Linked DNA regions of Homo sapiens: region 1 is linked to region 2. A link is an interaction called in ENCODE POLR2A ChIA-PET data of the cell type or tissue named here. Cell type or tissue: A673. All regions are shown on one strand. Each heading gives the region's core, and the rest is flanking DNA. Links, peaks and the distances in the headings are about the cores only.

Region 1 (12,917 bases), core at 2,356-10,355, 79 kb before region 2:
AATCCTTTGGTGCAGTGGCCTCCTCTCCATTCCTTGAACACACCAGAGTATGTCCCACCTCAGAACCCTTGCACATTTTTTTTCTTCTGTTTTCCTTCTTTCTTCTTCTCTTTTTTCTTCTCTCCCTCCTTCCCTTCCTCTTCTCTTTTTCTCTTCTCTTCCCTTCTTTCTGACAGGATCTCTGTCACCTAGGCTGGATGGAGTTCAGTGGCATGATCATAGCTTACTTCAGCTTCCACCTCCAGGGCTCAGGAGACCCTCCCACCTCAGCTTCCTGAGTAGCTGGGACCACAGGCACATGCCGCCACTGCCGAATCATTTTTCAAAAAGTATTTGTAAGGCCGGGCGCCGTGACTCACGCCTGCAATGCCAGCACTTCGAGAGGCCGAGGTGGGCGGATCATCTTAGGTTGGGAGTTGGAGACCAGCCTGACCAACATGGAGAAACCCCATCTCTACTAAAAATACAAAATTAGCCGGGCATGGTGGTGCATGCCTGTAATCCCAGCTAATCGGGAAGGCTGAGGCAGGAGAATTGCCTCGGTTTCCCAAAGTGCTGAGATTACAGGTATGATCCACCATGCCTGGCCAAGACACCCTTCTGATGACCAACAGCTTCTTGTCCCTTGGTCTTAGCCTAAATATCATTTGTTCAAAGAAGTCGTTTGCAAACACCCTTTTATTTATTTATTTATTTTTGAGACGGAGTCTCACCGTTGCCCAGACTGGAGTACAGTAGCGTGATCTCGGCTCACTGCAGCCTCCACCTCCCATGTTCAAGCAATTCTCCTGCCTCAGCCTTCCAAGTAGCTGGGATTACAGGTGCACGCCACTATGCCCGGCTAATTGTTGTATTTTTAGTAGAGATGGGTTTCACCATACTGGTCAGGCTGGTCTTGAACTCCTGACCTCAGGTGATTCACTCGCCTTGGCCCAGCCAAGTATTGGGATTACAGGTGTGAGCCACCATGCCCAGCCTGTAAACACCCTTTTATTTACCGACCATCTCCCTCCCAAGATATTCTTACCACACCATTTTTTCCCCTATGTACCATTCTTCCCATTTGTGTGATGCATTTGCTTGATTACTTGGTTACTGTTTGGCTCCTTCACCAGGCTATGTGTCCATATGGGCAGAGGCCAAGTTTGTTTTAATCACCAAAATGCACCCAGTACCTTGGCATAGCCTGGCACATGAAAAGTGTAAAATAAATGTTTGAAAGAATGAGTGGAACTGATGAATAAAAGTAATATAGAAGATCCATCTTGGACTCCAGTTCTGCCTTCACTAGAAGTGCAGCATTCTATGTTTTGAGCTTTTTGAGACTTCGACACATTACAGCCTCGTTCAAATCCTTCTGCTCTGAGCCAAACATCTCAGTTCCTTTTCAAGCTACTGCTCCACCCTCCAGACACCACTAGGTCTTGCTGAGGCCTCTTAGCATCAGTCTCCCATTTCTCAGGCTTCCTGTCCTTCACTCGCTTGTCCTTTCAAGCTACGAATATAGCTTAGCTTCCAAATCTCCTCCCATTTGGGAGTCAAAGAGTTGATGCTGTAATGCATTCTTTGCTCAACGATCATAAATTCTTTTTTTTTTGAGACAGAGTCTCTCTCTGTTGTCTAGGCTGGAGTGCAGTGGCGCGATCGTAGCTCACTGCAACCTCTGCCTCCTGTGTTCAAGTGATTCTCATGCCTCAGCCTCCTGAGTAGCTGGGACTACAGGTGAGCACCATCACGCCCAGCTAATTTTTGTATCTTTAGTAGAGATGGGGTTTCACCATGTTGGCCAGGCTGGTCTCAAACTCCTGACCTCAAGTGATCTGCCTGCCTCAGCCTCCCAAAGTGTTGGGATTACGGGCGTGAGCCACCATGCCTGGCCTAAATTCTTATTTCTTGGGGAGTAGAGGCAGATGTTCATCCCTTCCATCTTTATGGTTTAGCATTTACAGAGATCAATGAGACATTTATTTTCTGTGTCACAGGATGGCATTCATTTGCTAAAGCAACACTGAAGAGATTGTTCCCTCCTAAATATCTGGCTTATGATTGGGCAAGCTATGTGAGGGCACGTGCCACATCTGTTTTATTGATCACCATATACCTAGTGTTTAGCACTGGGCCTGGCACATAGTAGATGCTCAATAAACATTTGATGAGGAAAGGAAGAAACGGAGGGAGGGAGGAGGAAAGTCATGATCAGAGTATCTAAGATTCCCATAGGGTGGTTAAGAAAGAAAAAAGGGCAACCACTTCACACTCAGCAGGATGGTTACTATGAAAAACAGAAACAAAAATAATAGAACATAACAAGTTTTGGCAAGGAAGTGGAGAAATTGGAACTTCTGTGCACTGCTGATGGGAATGTAAAATGGCACAGCTGCTCTGGAAGACAGTATGGCAGTTCCTCAAAAAATTAAACAGAATTGCAATGACTCAGCAATTCCACTTCTAGGTATATACCCAAAAGTACTGAAAGCAGGGATTCAGATATTTATACGCCCATGCTCCTAGCAGAGAGGTTGAAAGATTGGCCCAAAGTCACATAGCCCGGTCGGGCGCAGTGGCTCACGCCTGTAATCCCAGCACTTTGGGAGGTTGAGGTGGGCGGATCACTTGAGGTCAGGAGTTCAAGACCACCCTGGCCAATGTGATGAAACCCCGTCTCTACTAAAAATAGAAAAATTAGCCAGGTGTGGTGGCACACGCCTGTAATCCTAGCTACTGGGGAGGCTGAGGAAAGAGAATTGCTTGAACCTGGGAGGCAGAGGTTGCAATGAGCCGAGACTGTGCCATTGCACTCCAGCCTGGGTAACAGAGTGAGACTCCATCTCGAAAAAACAAAAAACAAAAAAAAAACCCACAAAGACACACAGCCCAAGTGTCCATCAACAAGTGAAAGGATAAGCAAAATGTGGGAGATATATATGTATATATGTGTATATATATATGTGTGTGTGTGTGTGTGTGTGTGTGTGTGTTTAACAGATATTATTCAGCTTTAAAAAGAAATTCTGAGGCCGGGCGTAGTGGCTCATGCCTGTAATCCTAGCACTTTGGGAAGCTAAGGCGGGTGGATCACCTGGGGTCAGGAGTTTGAGACTAGCCGGGCCAATGTGGTGAAACCCCGTCTCTACTAAAAATATAAAAATTAGCTGGTCATGGTGGTGGGTGCCTGTAACCCCAGCTACTTGGGAGGCTGAGGCAGGAGAGTCGCTTGAACCTGGGAGGCAGAGGTTGCAGTGAGCCAAGACTACACCACTGCACTCCAGCCTGGGCGACAGAATGAGACTCCATCTCAAAAAAATAAAAAATAAAAAAATAAAAATAAAAAAGAGACTGGGTGTGGTGGATCATGCCTGTATTCTCAGCACTTTGAGAGGCCAAGGTGGGCAGATCAAGAGGTCAGGAGTTCGAGACCAGCCTGGCCAACATAGTGAAACCCCATCTCTACTAAAAATACAAAAAAAAAAAAAAAAAATTAGCTGGGCATGATGGCGGGTGCCTATAATCCCAGCTACTCAGGAGGCTGAGGCAGGAGAATCGCTTGAACTCGGGAGGCAGAGGTTACAGTGAGCCAAGATCACGCCATTGCACTCCAGCCCGGGCAACAGTGTGAGACTCCGTCTCAAATAAAATATAATAAAATAAAATAAATTAAAATAAAAAGGAATTCTGACACGTGCTCTAATAAGGGTAAACCTTGAAAACATGATGCTAAGTGAAATAAGCCAGACACAAATGGGCAAATATTGTATGATTCCATTTATATGAGGTAGCTAGAATAGTTAAAACCAAAAGTAGAACAATGGTTGGGGTGGGGTGGAGATGGTTTCAGGATGAAACTGTTCCACCTCAGATCATCAGGCATTAGATTTTCATAAGGAGCATGCAACCTAGATCCCTTGCGTGAGGAATTCATAATAGGGTTCATGCTCCTATGAGAATCTAACGCCACTGCTGATCTGACAGGAGGCGGAGCTCAGGCAGTAATCTTACTCACCCAGGCTCACCTCCTGCTGTGCGGCCCAGTTCTTAACAGGCCATGGGCCCATACAGGTCCACTGCCCAGGAGTTGGGGTCCCCTGGTCTAAGGGGTACTGAGTTTTAATCTGTGAAGATGAAAAGAATTCTAGAGATGGATGGTGGCGATGATTGCATAACAGTGTAAATGTGTTTAATCCCACTGAACTGTATACCTAAAATGGTTAAAATGGTAAATTTTCAGTTATATGTGCTTTACTACAATTTCTTTTTTTTTTTTTTTTTTTTTTTTTTTAGACATGGCTTCACTCTGTTGTCCAGGCTGGAGTGCCGTGGTGCAATCATGGTTCACTGCAACCTCCAACTCCTTGACTCAAGCAATCCTCCCACGTCAGCCTCCTGTAACCAGGACCACAGGCACGTGCCACTACACCCAGCTAGTTTTTTAATTTTTTAATTTTTTAATTTTTTGAGATGGAGTCTTGCTCTGTCACCCAGGCTGGAGTGCAGTGGTGCAATCTTGGCTTACTGAAACCTTCGCCTCCCAGATTCAAGCGATTGTTGTGCCTCAGCCTCCCAAGTAGCTGGGATTACAGGCGTGCGCCACCATGCCTGGCTAATTTTTGTATTTTTAGTAGAGATAAGGTTTCACCATGTTGGCCAGGCTGGTCTCGAACTCCCAACCTCAGGTGATCCGCCCACCTCAGCCTCCCAAAGTGCTGGGATTACAGGTGTGAGCTGCCGTGCCCAGCCTAGTTTTTAATTGTTTTTGTAGAGATGGGGTCTTGCCATGTTGTCCAGGCTGGTCTGGAGCTCCTGGATGAAGGGATCCTCTTGCCTTGGCCTCCCAAAGTACTGGAGTTACAGGAATAAGCCACCACACCCAGCCTATTTTACTAAAAAATTAAAAAAAGAAAGTAGGAGAGAGAGGAAGAGACTGGTGTACACACTCTTCTAGTTCTTTAGGGAAGAGACAAAGTCGGTCCTTCCCATTGCATCCTGTGTATGGTAAGGACTGAAATAAATGTTTGTAGATTAAATTCTATTTTTTCTCCTGTAGTTAAACTCCATTTAAAACTTTTTTTTTTTGAGACAGTCTCACTCTGTTGCCCAGCCTGGAGTGCAGTGGCACGATCTCATGTCACTGCAACCTCCGCCTCCTGGGTTCAAGTGATTCTCCTGCCTCAGCCTCCTGAGTAGCTGGGATTACAGATGCACGCCACCACATCCGGCTAATTTTTGTATTTTTGGTAAAGACAGGATTCACCATATTGGCCAGGGTGGTCTCGAACTCCTGACCTCAAGTGATCCACCCGCCTTGGCCTCCCAAAGTGCTGGGATTACAGGCATGAGCCACCACGCCCAGCCATTTAAAACATTTTAAAACTTAGCTATAATTTATTTCTTTGTCTACATTGACAGAGGACTGAAAGTTACTAAATTGTTTATGAAAATAATCAAATATAAAAACGAATCCATATAGTTGACATGATACAATTGAAGCAAGAATGAAAAGAAAACAAACCCTAAGTACAATTATGCATATTTGCCACTAACTTTAAACTTGTATTAACTGCTGTTTAATAAACTCTGGTTTCCACCCAGAATAGAGGATAAAGACTGTTTGCCTATTTGCCCTTGGTTCTTAATACGTTTGGGTCACAGCTCCAGGCTCTCGGCAGCCTGGTGTCCCTACTTCTACAGGCCGTTTCCAAAGGCTCAAGTCCTTTCTCACACTAGCCTGCTCTCACAGGAGACCACATGCTTGGGCCATCGACCCTCCCACTCTCTGTCTCCCAGAAAAGGAAGAAGCTGCCATTTATCCACTGGTTGCCAAGAAAATAATTAGACACAAAGTGCACATGAGCAGCACGAGTGCCTGTGGCAGCCTTTTCCAAGCTGATGAGGCTGAGCAATCTTTCTTCTCGCGGGGGAGGTTTCTGTCTGCACAGAGGGAATTAAGCTATGGGTATTCAGAGATGAATTAAATGACACAACTTCCTTAGCAACCATCAAATACACACTGGTTTCTAACTCTAGTCCACTAACGAAGGTTCCTTTTTCTTTTTCCTAAAGGGATGACATCCTCTTTCCTGCTGTGAATCAAACTCCCTAGAATATATCTTTGAAAAACACACCAAATATGTCACAGTATATCCTCGCAAGGGAATAATGTGCAGAGGTAAGAAAGAATGAGCGAGCACTATTTGTATGCTGTGGCACAATCTCTGACAAGCATAAAACAGGTCATACGCTCTGACACCAGCGTGCGGAAAAGGGAAAAGAGAACATTTATACACACATGCTGGTGTAAGCACAGGACACCTCCGGAATGATTCACAGGAAATTGGTATCTCTCGTTGTCTCTTGGGCAGGAAAGTGCTAGGGGTCAGGGCTGGAAAGAAAACTTTTCACCTTCGATAGCTCTCAGTGTTCATATCATATAAAAATATTATTCATCAGGAGGCTAAGGTGGGAGAATCGCGTGAACCTGGAAGGTGGAGGTTGCAGTGAGCCGAGATTGTGCCACTGCACTCAGCCGGGGCAACGGAGTGAGACTCGGTCTCAAAGGGGGGGGGAAAAGATATATATATATAATATATAATATATAATATATAATATATAATATGATAAGACATTGTTTCTCTTCACTCAGCACACAGCGGTGACTGACCAGCATCCTTCATCACAAGATGCTGGCCTGGCCTGGGTGGGGCTGGGGGTGGGGATGGATTACAGGGTATTTCTTCCTATTTTGTTTTTGTTTTTGTTTTTTTTGGAGACAGTCTCACTCCTCTGTCACCCAGGCTGGAGTGCAGTGGCGAGATCTTGGCTCACCACAACCTCCGCCTCCAGGGTTCAAGCAGTTCTTGTGTCTTAGCATCCCGAGCAGCTGAGATTACAGGCACGCATCACCACACCCGGCTAATTTTTGTATTTTTAGTAGAGACGGGGTTTCACCATGTTGGCCAGGCTGATCTTGAACTCCTGACCTCAAGTGATCTGCCTGCCTCGGCTTCACAAAGTACAGGGATTACAGGTGTGAGCCACCGCACCTGGCCAAAGGGTATTTCAAAGGCTCTTTCACCTACAACAAGGACTCAGGTCAGGGAATCCATGAACAGAGATGCAGCAAGGAGGAGTTGCAGACAGGGTCTGGGGGAGGCTGAGGCAGGATGGGCATGAAGATCTTTAAGGGTCCTGCAAGCCCCCATTATGACACCACCCAAAATCTCACTCCTGTCTTAGGATCAGGCTCTGGCTGCCCCCAGGCACTGCCTGTTGGTATCTGGAATAGCACAAGGGCTGGCCGCTCTGGGATTTTCCTCTTTAGGGGTGGGGACAGTAGGGCAATGAGTGAAACGAGTAGTCAGTGATCATGGAAAGTTGGGCTCTGACTCTTGTGAGATTCCTGTTTTGGAGTGGGAGTGCTGGAAAAAGCATCAGATCAGGGACGGAAGGCATGAGAAAGGCTGCTTCCCTTTTCTAGGCCTCAGTTTCTTCCTCTTCAAAATGGGTAGAATAAAGCCCTACTTTCTTTTTTTTTTTTTTTTTTTTGAGACAGAGTCTCGCCCTTGTTGCCCAGGCTGGAGTGGGCGATCTCCGCTCACGGCAACCTCTGCCTCCCAGATTCAAGTGATTCTCCTGCTTCAGCCTCCTGAGTAGCTGGGATTACAGACACCTGTCACCACACCTGGCTTTTTTTTTTTTTTTTTTTTTTTTTTTTTGCACTTTCAGTAGAGACAGGATTTCACCATGTTGGCCAGGCCTGTCTTGCTCTTGACCTCAAGTGATTCGCCTGCCTTGGCCTCCCAAAGTTTTGGGATGACAGGCATGAGCTACTGCGCCTGGCCAAACCCTACTTTCAAATGGTATCCTGATGCTTACGTGGCAGTGGAGGCACCTTTTTTTTTTTTTTTTTTTTTTTTTGAGACAGAGTTTTGCTCTTATTGCCCAGGCTGGAGTGCAAAGGCATGATCTCGGCTCACTGCAACCTCCACCTCCCGGGTTCAAGTGATTCTCCTGCCTCAGCCTCCCGAGTAGCTGGGATTACAGGCATGCACCATCATGCCCAGCTAATTTTTGTATTTTTAGTAGAGACGGGGTTTCACCATGTTGGCCGGGCTAATCTTGAACTCCTGACCTCAGGTGATCCACCCACCTCGGCCTCCCAAAGTGCTAGGATTACAGGTGTGAGCCACCGCACCCAGCCCATGGAGGCACTTTCTAATTACCACGTGGTGCGCACACACACACGCAGAGTGCTAGTTAATAACTTGCTCGGACACATGTCCGATTGCTGAAGAATCTTGCTCATGGGAAAAGCAAATCCAGAAGCTATGAAATAAGAAGTCTTCTGGACACCATCTCTATTAAAAGAAGACAAGGTCCTGCCTACACATCCTTAATCAATAGCAGGAGCTTGTTACTGCTCCCTCCCCACACCCTTAGGTATCCTTGCCCCAGAATCACCTATTCACACTCAAAGCCCTGCCAGCCCAGCCTGGAGTCCTGCAGGGGTTAATGGAGAGGAGGAATGCCTCAGCAGATGCTTCTGCCTCTGCCCCAGAGTCCCAGGAACAATGCAATGCAACATGGTTGCAGAAACCCCCACCCAGAAGGGCGGGCAGCAAACCACAGGAAACGGTGACTGGCGCTGAGAACGTGTCACTTCCTGCTTCTGGAGCACCCCTCTAGAGGGTGGAAGGCCGCAAGGCTCTACTTGTGGGTGGAACAGGTGGGGTAGGAGGAACGAGGTGGGCAGAGAGTCCCTTTTTCTGTTTTCCTGGCACCTTCTGGTCAGAGAAACTCCCACCCACTTCTAACACCATCCTGGGCCCCAGACGCCTGAGTCGGTTTTGAGGAAAGACAAGGAGCCTGGTGAGCCCAGCAAAAGGCAGGGGGAGCCCAGGGCACAGGGCGGCTGCCCAGAGGGACCCCGGGGCACAGGGTGGCCACCCGGAGCTTTCGTCAAGGGAAGCCTTTGAGAAGGGAACATGGACCCACAGAAGGTTCCTCCCTGCACTTGAGTCACCGGCTCTCAGGATATCCCTTAGAAGCCACCTTCTCCCTCTCCCCTGGGAAGAGGGGACAGGAATTGACTCAAGTCCACACAGCAAAGGGTGCCAGAGCTAAGACTAGATCCAGGTTCTCTGCACCCCAAGCTCCTGAACTGCAAACTAGTGCAGAAAGGGGAAGGGAGAAAGCCAGGGAGGCCGCAAGGGTGGGGAAGGGTGTGGGGTGTGGAAGGAGGAGTGCCAGCAGCTTGAGCCTTCTCCTGATGGCCCCAGGGAGCCATGGCAGTTGGATCAGGAGAGCACCAGGGGCAGGGACAATTTTAGAAGTATTGAGGCTGCTGGAGAGCAGGATGGATTGCAGAAAACAAGACTAGACACAGGGTGACCAGTTCAGGAATGAAGCTCCATGCAGCTTTGGAAATCCAGTCTCCTATGACACACTCCATGAATGGGAAGAGCTCTGAGCTGGTGGGGCAGGATTCACCAGCTGGTGGCCCTCAGAGGGAGCAGAGCATGTAGCATGGGGAAGCTGGGGATGTAATGCGGAAAGGAGAGCTTTGGTCTGTGGTCAAGGTCAAGCCAGAGAAATATGGAAGAGATTAAACAGGAAGGAAAGGATTGATTTTTTTAGAGGGCTGGTTCCTCCCTGAAGTCAGACACCCAACCTGCATTGCTGCCCAGGGCCAGGCCACTGGTGAGACCCTGCCACTCACCAGTCCCCGAGGTGAAGCCAGGCTGCTGGAAGTTATAGTTCTTGATTTCACTGTACCATCTATCAGCCACCTCCTTTCCTGTGTGGAAATGACATTGTTCTAAAACTCAGCCACAAAATCCACCCACTCCCTATTCCCTGCATTTTCTCCCATCAGCCCCAAGCCACCAATGCGGCAATTAGACATCTGAGAAAGCCCCAGTCAGCTGACACATCCTGGACGCTGCTTTGCAGACTCAGGGACTCCTGCCCATGAGCATGGCCAGGCTGAAGAGTGGGCCTTCTGGGGGGCTGGGAAGAGCACTGGCCTGGGGTCAGGGAATCTGCACCTATCCCCCACAACCCATACACACTGACTTGCTGTGTAATCCTGGGCAAAGCCTTCCCTCTCTGGGCCTCTGTACAATGAAAAGGTTGAATGCAATGTACTGCAAGGGCCTTCTGATGATGCTCCGAGTTTCTAGGAGACTATACTGTCATCTCACCCCATTTGCAGCTCTTGAAACATCCATATTTGGAAAGACAATCAGGCTGGTAAGCCACGGATCTCCACTGTGGGCAGGAGGGACCTCACCTGGGGCATCCACTGTCCCCACACGTGTTGATATGGGCAGGCGTTTCCCTGGGAGCTGCTGCTCTCCGGGCCAGAGCCAGGAGCGGGGACCTCAGAGCAGTCAGTCTCAAATGTGTGCAAGAATCTTGTTAATGGGCAGATTCTGATTCAGTAGGTCTACAGAGGGACCTAGGATTCTGCATTTCTGCTTCCAGATGCTACTGCTGATCCATGTTCCACACATCAGCCTCACCTGGAGAGCATTTAACAAATACTAATGCCTGGGTCCTTCCTCAGACCAACTGTGTCTGTCTCTGGAGGAGAGACTCAGGCATTTTTTGTTTGTTTGTTTGGTTTGTTTTGTTTTCTGAGACGGAGTTTCGCTCTTGTTGCCCAAGCTGCAGTGCAATGGCGCGATCTCAGCTCACGGCAACCTCCACCTCCCAGGTTCAAGCGATTCTCCTGCCTCAGCCTCCCGAGTAGCTGGGATCACAGGCATGTGCCACCACGCCTGGCTAATTTTTCTATTTTTAGTACAGATGGGGTTTCTCCATGTTGGTCATTCTGGTCTCAAACTCCTGACCTCAGGTGATCCACCCACCTCGGCCTCCCAAAGTGCTGGGATTGCAGGCGTGAGCTACTGTGCCCAGCCTGGTATTTTTTTAAAGCTCCACAAAAGATTCCAATGTGCGACCAGAGTAGGGAAGCACTGTCTCAGAGACCACCTACCCAACCCCCTCTCTGTAGAGATGGGAAACTGGGGGCAGAGGAGGGAGGGACCTGCTCAAGGCTCCCGAGGGAGGCTGTGCGAGGCTGGAATGGACCATGTCTCCTGAACCTATGCCCTTCTCCCGGGGCCCATCGAGGGCCACAGCCTGGACTTGGGAAGGAGCCTGCAGGGTGAGGGCAAGGCCTTGGAGGGAGGGGTGGGTAGGGGGTTCCCCAGGAGTTCACACATGCCTCCCAGTGGGGGTGCCAAGGACCACGTTGCACAGGAGCCCTGGCTTAGGCTGTGCTGGGGAAACCAAGAGGACTTGGGGGATCTCCCAGGAATGTGAGGCTGGGGAGGGAGTGAGTCATTCTCCCACTGGTGTTTGGAGAAAGCTTCAGAGATCCAGACAGCTCTCCAATATTCTTCCTAAAAAGCCACATCAGGGCTGTCAGGGCCAGAGGGCCAGGAAGCTCAAGAATGTCTGGGCAGCATGGTGGGATCATTCCAGATCGAGACCTTGCATGGAGACATTGTCTTTTCCATTATTATTTTTTTTTCCAAAATGGAAAAAGCTCTATTGCTTTTCTCCTATTATAAAAGTAATACACCAGCACTACTGGTAGTGTATCACCAGTACGGTAAGAAAGTAAAATTTCTCGGGAAGAAAATAACATTTCTCAGTAGCTGGGGATGCTCTGGTGGACACAGAATCAGGCTGAGATTCTGTACAAAAGCGGTCTGTCTCCCCAACCCCCACTCCTCGGCCTGGGAGCTTCTCCGAAAGTGGGGGCCTGGTCAGTCTGACTCATCTCTGTGTCCCTGGCACCCAGCACAGGCCTGGCACTGAGCCAGCCATCAGAGACCTTGTGGTGAACTGAAGTCAGCCTGGGAGCAGATTCAGAGAGCTCTGGTTTTTCTTTCCTTTCCTGGGCCTGTGGCTACACCACGAGGGTGCTGGGGCCAGGAGGCATTTCAGGAGGACTTGTCCTTCTTCCAGCTCCCGCAGAGAGGAGAGGAGCTGAAAATGCGACCCACCTGTCTGATCATAGGATGCCCATGCAAGGTTCTCCCCACACTGGCCACGGCTGGACTCCGGGCTGTGCTTGAGGATCCTCGTGCTGGCCAGGGCCTCAGAATACCTGCAGAGTTCACAGCGCCTCCTCAGAGCAGGTGCAGTTCAGGGAACCCCCAAAGTATGTGCCCCAAGCTAGTGTGGCTGAGCTTCCTTCCCTGCCCCGGGCTCACAGAGGAGCACCACTCTTGCATGATTTCTGAGCCTCCCAGCAGTCCCATTCCACAGAGGAACAAGTCGAGGCTCAGGGGAACTAAAAGGACCTGCCCAGGTGAGTGAGAGAGTGGTTATTCAAGTGTGGTTATATCTGATCCCAAAACCCGGTCCCCAAAACCATGCAGGGCCCCCCAACGTTTTTTTTTTTTTGAGATGTTGTCTCACTCTGTCACCCAGGCTGGAGTGCAGTGGCGCAATCTTGGTTCACTGCAACCTCCACCTCCCGGGTTCAAGCAATTCTCCTGCCTCAGCCTCTCGAGTAGCTGGGACTACAGGCCCATGCCACCACACATGGCTAATTTTTGTATTTTTAGTGGAGACAAGGTTTCACCATATTGGCCAGGCCAGTCTTGAACTCCTGACCTCAGGTGATCCGCCCGCCTTGGCCTCTGAAAGTGCTGAAATTACAGGTGTGAGCCATCGTGCCTGGCCACAGGGCCCCTTTGTGACTGCAGTAGCAGCACATGAAGGGCCAAGTTACCCGGATGTGCTAGGGGACTCACTGTTGAGCCTCCCGGTTGAGGTTCTTGCAGAGCTTCAGTGGGGGGACGCCGTGCTTCTGCCGGTACTCATTGTGGGCCTTCAGGACCTCATTATGAAACTGTTTGGAAGCTGGAATGATTGCAAAATGGAGAATGGCTCAGTGCAGAGAA
Region 2 (8,000 bases), core at 1-8,000:
ATTTAAAGCAAAATAAAACAGAAAACCCTGGGCCTCATAGATAAGGGTTCCTCAATTCACCCAGTATGAATTCTTTCTGCTAGAGACTCCATCAAGCAATATAACAGGAGTGAAAAAGTAAATATTCTTAGTGTTCATTAACAATGATCTTGTTTATATCTCTCTTCATTCATGTTTCCTTCTTTTAGTGTGACTTTTCAGTTATGCATTATAGATAACTCTCTATTTAAATGGATTCACTGGACTCAGGAACACTTTTAAAATGATCTAAATCAATATTAAAAAGTAGTCAGCTACCAGCTGGGCGAGGTGGCTCACACCTGTAATCCCAGCACTTTGGGAGGCCGAGGTGGGAGGATCACCTGAGGTCGGGAGTTCGAGACCAGCCTGAAAAACATGGAGAAACCCTGTCTCTACTGAAAATACAAAATTAGCCGGGCGTGGTGGTGCATGCCTGTAATCCTAGCTACTCAGGAGGCTGAGGCAAGAGAATCACTTGAACCTGGGAGGCGGAGGTTGCAGTGAGCCGAGATCATGCCACTACACTCCAGCCTGGGAAACAAGAGCGAAACTCTGTCTCAAAATAAATAAATAAATAAACAAATAAACAAACAAACAAATAATAAAATAAAATAAAATAAAGGTAGTCGGCTACCAACTTTCTAGCCCTCTTTGACTGGATGAATGCAATTCTCATTGCTCTTTTCCTTCTAATAAGATCTTTGTTCCCTTTGGTTTGGCTTTTTTTGACCTTGTACCTGAATAAATATGTTTGATAACTTGGTGGCTATCTTGGGTTGCATGGCCTGATTTTCTAGTATTTGATATTTTTCTAGTTATTTTTGAACTTTCCACAGAAGTGGTTTTCAACTAGGGGTGATTTTGCTTCCCATGGTACATTTGGCAGCGCCTGGAGACATTTTTGGTTATCACAACTGAGGGGTGGGGAGTGCTACTGGCATCTGGTGAGTAGAGGCCAGGCACACTGCTAAGCATCCTACACTGCACAGGACAGTCTCCCTCCCGCAAAAGATTATCCAGACCAAAATGCCAGTGGTGCCAAGACTGATAAACTCTGCTCTAGAGACTTATACATTTGTTCAACCTGGATGTTTAAAAAACTGACTTTACAAATAAATGTCACTGTGGTTCAGCCTGTGGATCACTTAGCTTCAGGGAGAGGTACTACTAAAGGAGATAAAACCTGCGAAATGTGAGAAATCATCTAGTCCAACTTCCTTATTTAATAGAAGTCAGAGGCCAAGGCCTAGAAAGGGGAAATACTTATGGACAATAGCTTTTACTCACAACAGGGGCTGGCAAACTATGGCACACAAGCCAAATCTTGCCTGCCACCTGTTTTTGGAAATAAAGTTTTTATTGGAAGACAGACATGCCCATTCAGTTACATACTTTTAAAATTTTAATTATTTTTTTCATTTACCTACTTTTTTAAATTAAAAAATTTTTTTTAAGACACAGGGTTTTGCTATGTTGCCCAGGTTGGCCTCCACTCTGCTGCCTCCCAAGTACCTGCGACTATGGGTGCATGCCGGCTTATTTAGATATTTTATATGGCTACCTCACGCTAAGCACACTTCTATGGCAAAGTTGAATAAACAGAGAGTGAATGATCTCCAAGCCTAAAATATTTGCTGTCTGGCCCCTTACAGAAAAAGTCTCCCAATACCTGAAGAAAAAGGAAAACGGCACAGTTGCTTCCCTTGATGTCACATCCAGAGTTCAGAGATGTTCTTCAAGCATCTCTTATTTCTCTTGATGTTCATTAATAGACCTTTTGTGCCTAAGTTTACCTGAATTTGTTGAACTAATCTTTTCTATTTTCACATGGCAGCATCATGTGAAAATTACCATTAACCACTAACACTTTAGTGTTAATACCATCTTGCCTCTTTACCCATTTTAAGGTTCAAAAGAATGTTCCTTCATTCCAGTATACCAGCATTTGATGAATAAATTCTGTTACACCTATCATGATTTAATAGACTGATCATATCTCCCTCTTTGATGAATGACTCCTAAATTTACTATATGTAACTCTATCTTTTTACCACTTTAATACTGCTGATTAGTCTGAGAGGGCTTAGGACATACACATAATGAGTTATAGGATTAACTTAATAGTTTCTTCATTTCTTACGTCAGCCTGTCTTGAAGTCTTAGCTAGTCAATTTTTAAGTCTTTCAAAAGTCTGCCATCTGACTTTTGAAAGGTAACTTTCTGACTTTTGGAGGTAACTGAGGGTTCGTATTCACTCCTATGGAGCCTCTTTTGACCTGCTTACCAATACCACACCCAATGTGCCCCCATATAACTGCTCCCTCTCCCTCCCCTACTCATGTTAGTCAAGAATAGGTCAAAACTATAGGGGTGCTGAGGTGAGGATCTACCATAACCTCAAAGATGCAAAGAACATGTCAGCATACTGGAGTTGACAGGGTCTCAAGAGAACTTCAAATCCAAAAGCTGTCACTATCTAGTTGGAGAGCCAGATATGTATAAGCAAGCAAAGGGCAGAGCCAGGGCTGGAACCCAGACTGCCCTGCCAGTGCTCTTCCATGACACTGCACTGAGAATAGTCTGGGTTGTTTTTCTCAATGCAGCCAATGCAAGGTTGAATGTTTGTTCACAGAGTAATCTATTTAACCAGTCCCCTATTTTTAAAATCAGCTCCTTAAATTGTAACCAAAAAAGGTCACCATTTTCTTGAGGTTAATATTATTTTCCTTAAAAATATTTTGATCCTAAAAAAATTATTTTTGATCCTAAAATCTTTCCTCTGGTAGCTGCTCTCAATAACTAGTTCCCTGCCCTACTCTCGCGATTAAATTCCTGAATATTTGACAATTAGTACTCCCAAGCTGGTAGATGTCAGCTCCAATATATTACTAGGTGGGGGTGTGTTAGGATGGATTCAGGAAGAGGGAATTCCAGGTAGTACAAGCCCTTTGATCCACTGTTGGGAGCATATGAACTGTGGGCAAACCTGGCACAAAAACAGAGTAAATCAAAGTTGAGGGAACCCTATGTGATCCTTCATGCCACACTGGTTTTCCTTTTGGTGGGGAAGACCCTTTGGGTGCACCTGGGAAGTAGACTCTGCTGGTCCAACCTCTAGCCCAGAAGTTCGCTCTGCAATTTATTTTCTGCCACTTCAGTGACCCTTTTCTATTGATTTTTAAAATAGGAAACTGGTTAAATAGATTAATCTATGAACAAACATTCAACCTTGCTTTGGGTGCATTCAGAAGAGAGAAATCCAAATAGTCCATTGCAATACAGTGAGACCAGACTATTCTCACAACGCAGTGTCATGGAAGAGCACTGGTAGGGCAGTCCGGGTTCTAGCCCTGGCTCTGCCCTTTGCTTGCTACGTATATCTGGCTGTCCAATTTGATTTGGCTTTTGGATTTGAAAAAAATGGTTCATTCCTCCATTTGTCCACTTGTTTCAATCCTTTCTCTGTCCACTGCCCTTTTACTACTGACTACTCCAGCTCTCTCTCATTTTCATCAATGATAAAGATGATGACAACAAAACACTGATCATATGAATCTTGTAAAAAAAAATTACAGGTTTGAATTTTGGATGATTTAGTTACTTTTGGACAAAGACCCAAAAGAGCACATTTTATTAACTGTTATGTTAATGTTTTATATGCCCAGTACTTTCTACTTAACTATGCTATTACTTAAAAGTAAAGGGGCTACTTTGTTTCTAAGGCCTCAATAAATAAAAATCTGTTTCCTTTTCACAGATGGGTTGAAATTTCTTCCAGTTTAAAGTTTCACATTTCATAGAAGAAATCCAGCTTATGAAATGCTAAGTAGGAGAGGTTAAATATAACTGTTCTTTAAAAACATAAATGTTTTTAAACCTCTACAAGGTGTTTTTTCCTTGTGGATACCATGAATGTCAAAAAGTATAGATGACTAGAATATGTAAGGAGTTTAATGTCATGACTTGGAAATATCACTAAACAAGTGATTATTAAATTTCTTCAGCCTTCCAAATAATGTGTCATTTCAACAGATATGCAAATAAAAATGAACACTCAAAACAGAAATGAGCTTTATAGGTCTAGACTGCTCAGAAAAATTTGCTCATTATCACCACAGGGCACCCAACCAGCTGGAAGCAAATTCACTGGCAAGTAACATCTGCAGAGAAACACAAGGTCTAGAAGACAGCCTAGCACAGAGTATGTGCTTGTGGTGAACTGACTACAGTAATGGCCCCAATTTTTCACATTTCCTTATATCTATTTATTGTACAGTAACTCTGGCCTTAGCCATGTGACTTGCCTTGCTTTGGCCTAGTGGACACTAGCAAGCTTGGAGTAAGCAGTTGCCCGAACTACACTTGCATGTTTCCACTTTCTCTCTTGGACTCCTGCCACCACCACGTGAACATGCCTGAGCTAGTCTGCTAAAGGGAGGGGAAAACATGGAGAAGATCTGAGCTGACTTAGCCAAGGGCTTCCTAAAGCAGGCAGCCCCAGGCTGACCTGCCATCTGATTGTAGACAGATGAGTGTGCCCAGCTGGAATCAGCTAAGCCTGGCCAGAGCAGAACTGCCTAGTAAGCCCTTAGATTTGTGAGAAATAATAAATTGTTACTGTTTTAAGCTATGGAGTTTTGGGATGGTTTACTATACAACATTATTGGGATAATAGATAGTACTCAGAATGAAAACATTCTCCACAGTACAGTAGAAAATGAGCACTTTCTCCATGCATTCCAAGAGTGTAAGACATTTACACAGAGTTTCCACGTAAAGCTGATATACTGTGTTACAAAGAACCTTGAATAATTCTGTTCTCCAGAGTGGGAAAAAGTCTATAAAATTTTTCTATCTATAAAAGTACTGACTGTAGCACTTTGTTACAGGCAACAGCTTTCTGCTCATCCTTTAAGTCTTACCTGCTCTGTGAAAGACTTCCCCATTTCCCTAGGCAGGGTTTTTTCCTCCAGGCTCCAATACATTCTAGCAATGTACTTGTCTCACTGTATTGTAATGGACTATTTGGATTTCTCTCTTCCCATGGACTATGAGCTTCTTGCAGACTAAATCCTTTCATTTTTGTACCCTGAGAACAATGCCTGATACATATTAAATATATTGGTTCAGTGTGTATCAGTTCAATGAATGTTAAGTGAATGAATGACAGAGACAAAGATAATTATATGAACTCTGTCCCAGGAACTCAGGGATTAGTTTAAAAAGAGACATGTAAACATAGTTATGCTATAGAGCGACAAATGCTATAATAAAGCATGCAAAGGGCTTGGAAGTAGTGATCAATTTTATGTGTGTGGAGAGAAGATGAATGGGCAGGAAAGGCTTTAAAGTGGTACCATTTAAACCAGGATTTAAGGCAAAGGTTACTCTAGTTCAATAGAGGTAATGATGTTCTGGAACCAGCTTTTTTTGTGGGGGGTGGTTGTGGAGAAAATCTGGATTTGCAGTATTTGCTGATGTTCACGCTGCAAATACCTCCACCCATGGCTGATTTTAAGTTACAAGCTGGCTTGCAAAATCCCTGAATATTTAACAAGCAGTACTCCCTAGCTGGTAGGGAGCTGGTATTGCCAGCTCCAATATACTATACTTTTTGTTCCAAGATTCAGAAGAAGGAATTCCAGGTGGAACAAACAATTTGTACAACTACAACTAACAAATAAAACAACAGGGTCAATCTGGGAAACTATAAGTAGCATGCTGCTTAAATGTAACAGAGAGAAGAACCAGGAGCTAGACTGAGAAAAGCTTGGGATACTGGGCTGAGGAGCATGAGCTGTGTTCTACAGGGAAGCAACTGAAGGGTTTAAGGAAGGTAGTGACATGGATCAAATTTGGTCTTTAAAGAGATTAATCTAGAAGTGGATATAGTAGATAAGAGGAGAAATTAGACACAGGAAAACTAGTTTGGCAGCTATTATAGGTATCCAGAAAAGTGGCAGAAAGACCTAAGCTAAGGCAATACCTGAGGATCTGAAAGGGAGACTGATTTAAGGTACATTTAGAAGGCAACTCTTTAGGCTTGAGAGACAGTAATTTGCAGGAGGTGATGAGAAAGAGGAAAGAGTAGACAATACCTCTCAGGCATTTAAGTTGATGTGCCTGGAAGGATCATATTGGTACAACCAAACAAGAAATGCAAGAAAAATCATAAGTTTTGTTTTGGGATGGATGTGTGTGTGTGTGTGTGTGTGTGTGTGTGTGTGTGTCTGTGTGTGTCTGTGTGTGTCTGTGTGTTGCTGTTTAGGGGTGGAAGGGAGGGAAGGGGAGGCAGAAAAGGTAGAGAAAGTAATAATCAATTTGGTTGATTTAAAATCAATCAATTTTGGTTTGATTGTTTGTTGTTCCAAGGGAACATCAAAAGTACATGTATCCAATAGTGTTCAGGAGCTCAAAAAAAAAAAGGTTAGCAATGAAGATTCTGAAGTTGTCAGCATATAAGAACAATTAAATCTATGGGAGATGAGATTGCTTAAGGGGAAAACCTTGGCCACTTAAGATGAGACCAGGTCGCAATCTAATCTGATTTGATCAAATTCCCTTTTGGAATCATCTCGTTCAGGTGACTTCTGAGAAGAATGAACTGGAAAAGGAAATACACTAGCAGCAAGGAGACTAAATAGGAGTTACTCCCTTCCCCCAACTACAAAACAAATACGACAAACCAAAACAACATACAAAGTTTAATACTATCTTAAGCCAGTACTGCAGGACCTAATAGGTTTCGCTCTTTTTGGAGCTCATCAGCTGCAGGTAACGGCTCAAATCTACTGTGATACAGTATACCGGTACAGCATTTTACCATTTATAAAGCCTCTCATTCATAGTCTTCTATTTACTATATCCTGGCAATTCTTGAAGTTGCCTCAGCATAAACTAAAAGATGCTTTACTTTTAGGTCCTGAGGGCTTTGCTGGGGCAAAGTATCACACGATTCCTTTTGTTAAAATCCCTAAAAGCTGACTGGGCAAGGAACAAAACTGTCCATAGCCTAGGCTGTGATCTGCCACAACTAGATGGTCTCCTCTATTCTTAGAACCACTGCAGTACAGATCCAATCACACTGAAGCTTAGGAGGCTTCTAGCTGTCCAGAGAATCCTGTTGGTCCTGATATCCCTGCTCCTCTTATCTCTAAATTGGGCTAATTTTTCATCCCTTTTCCTTTATGCTTCTGGTAGTAAATCTAGAACCAAAGTTAATTTGAAAGAAAAAGAAACAAAATAAAATTAATAGATACACAGAAATCTTTAAGCAGAACATTTTATTGTGACATTTCCTGAGGAAACAGTATACAGTCTGGGTAGACATACATAAATATACACCAAACACTGGCATCCAGGGGCAGAACAAAGGGTATAGTAAACTACCATTTGTGGTAAAGGAGGGTAGAGGAGGACTATACATATATATATTTACTTTTATATGCAGAAAATATCTCAAATATCTCTAGTAACTTTAGGAACTGGATGGCTGTGGGAAACATAATTCATTGTATACCATTTTGAATTTTGAACAATGTGAAAATCCCAAAATTAAAATTTAACACATACCTGCACCATTCTATACATTTAGCTGTGTACTGATAGGTGGGACTAACAGAAGACAGAATCCTCAACAGTCTTAATTTTAGCATTCTCACAGAACCAGAGCCCCATGGCAGAACAATATTTTAGTTGTATTGGCAACTGTTTAGTTTAAAACTTAACTGCCTTAAGACTAAAAAAAAGTTAGTCCTCACAAAAATACCCCCTACTAACTTTCCTTCATAGTTTCTCACCTTCCTTAATGATATAACATCAAAAAAGTGTATTGAAGAAAGCTAGCAAAGAAAGGAGAGACATGAAAATGACATTTCTGAAAATATAAAGAAAAGCTTAGAGAAGAATCTGTGAAAGAAGGAAGAAACAAGTAAAAAAATATAAAACGTATGATGGCAAATTTGTAGCATTGTACTTCA

The links. Peaks named below come from ENCODE experiments on the same cell type or tissue, not always from the same donor. Only the 100,000 strongest peaks of a DNase experiment are listed, where the experiment ranks them.
Region 1: POLR2A ChIA-PET joins it to region 2 with 10 read pairs; 7 of 35 experiments call an interaction of 5 or more read pairs at or near these places.

The regions. Positions count from the first base shown.
Region 1 is chr9:36,147,745-36,160,661 of GRCh38, reverse strand. GLIPR2 (GLI pathogenesis related 2) reads right to left here. Exons shown (of 5, transcript NM_022343.4): 2 at 12,768-12,876; 3 at 12,012-12,115; 4 at 9,713-9,790. Among named protein-coding and RNA genes, the nearest start is that of CCIN, 15 kb to the left of the region's middle. RefSeq lists enhancers at 11,687-11,766, 12,107-12,156. In A673, for the core only: no CTCF peak of the experiment used is centred there; a DNase peak (open chromatin) is centred at 5,911; H3K27ac peaks cover 347 bases.
Region 2 is chr9:36,071,493-36,079,492 of GRCh38, reverse strand. The region is part of intron 6 of RECK (reversion inducing cysteine rich protein with kazal motifs); the gene reads right to left. Among named protein-coding and RNA genes, the nearest start is that of RECK, 39 kb to the right of the region's middle. In A673, for the core only: no CTCF peak of the experiment used is centred there; DNase peaks (open chromatin) are centred at 4,152 and 4,422.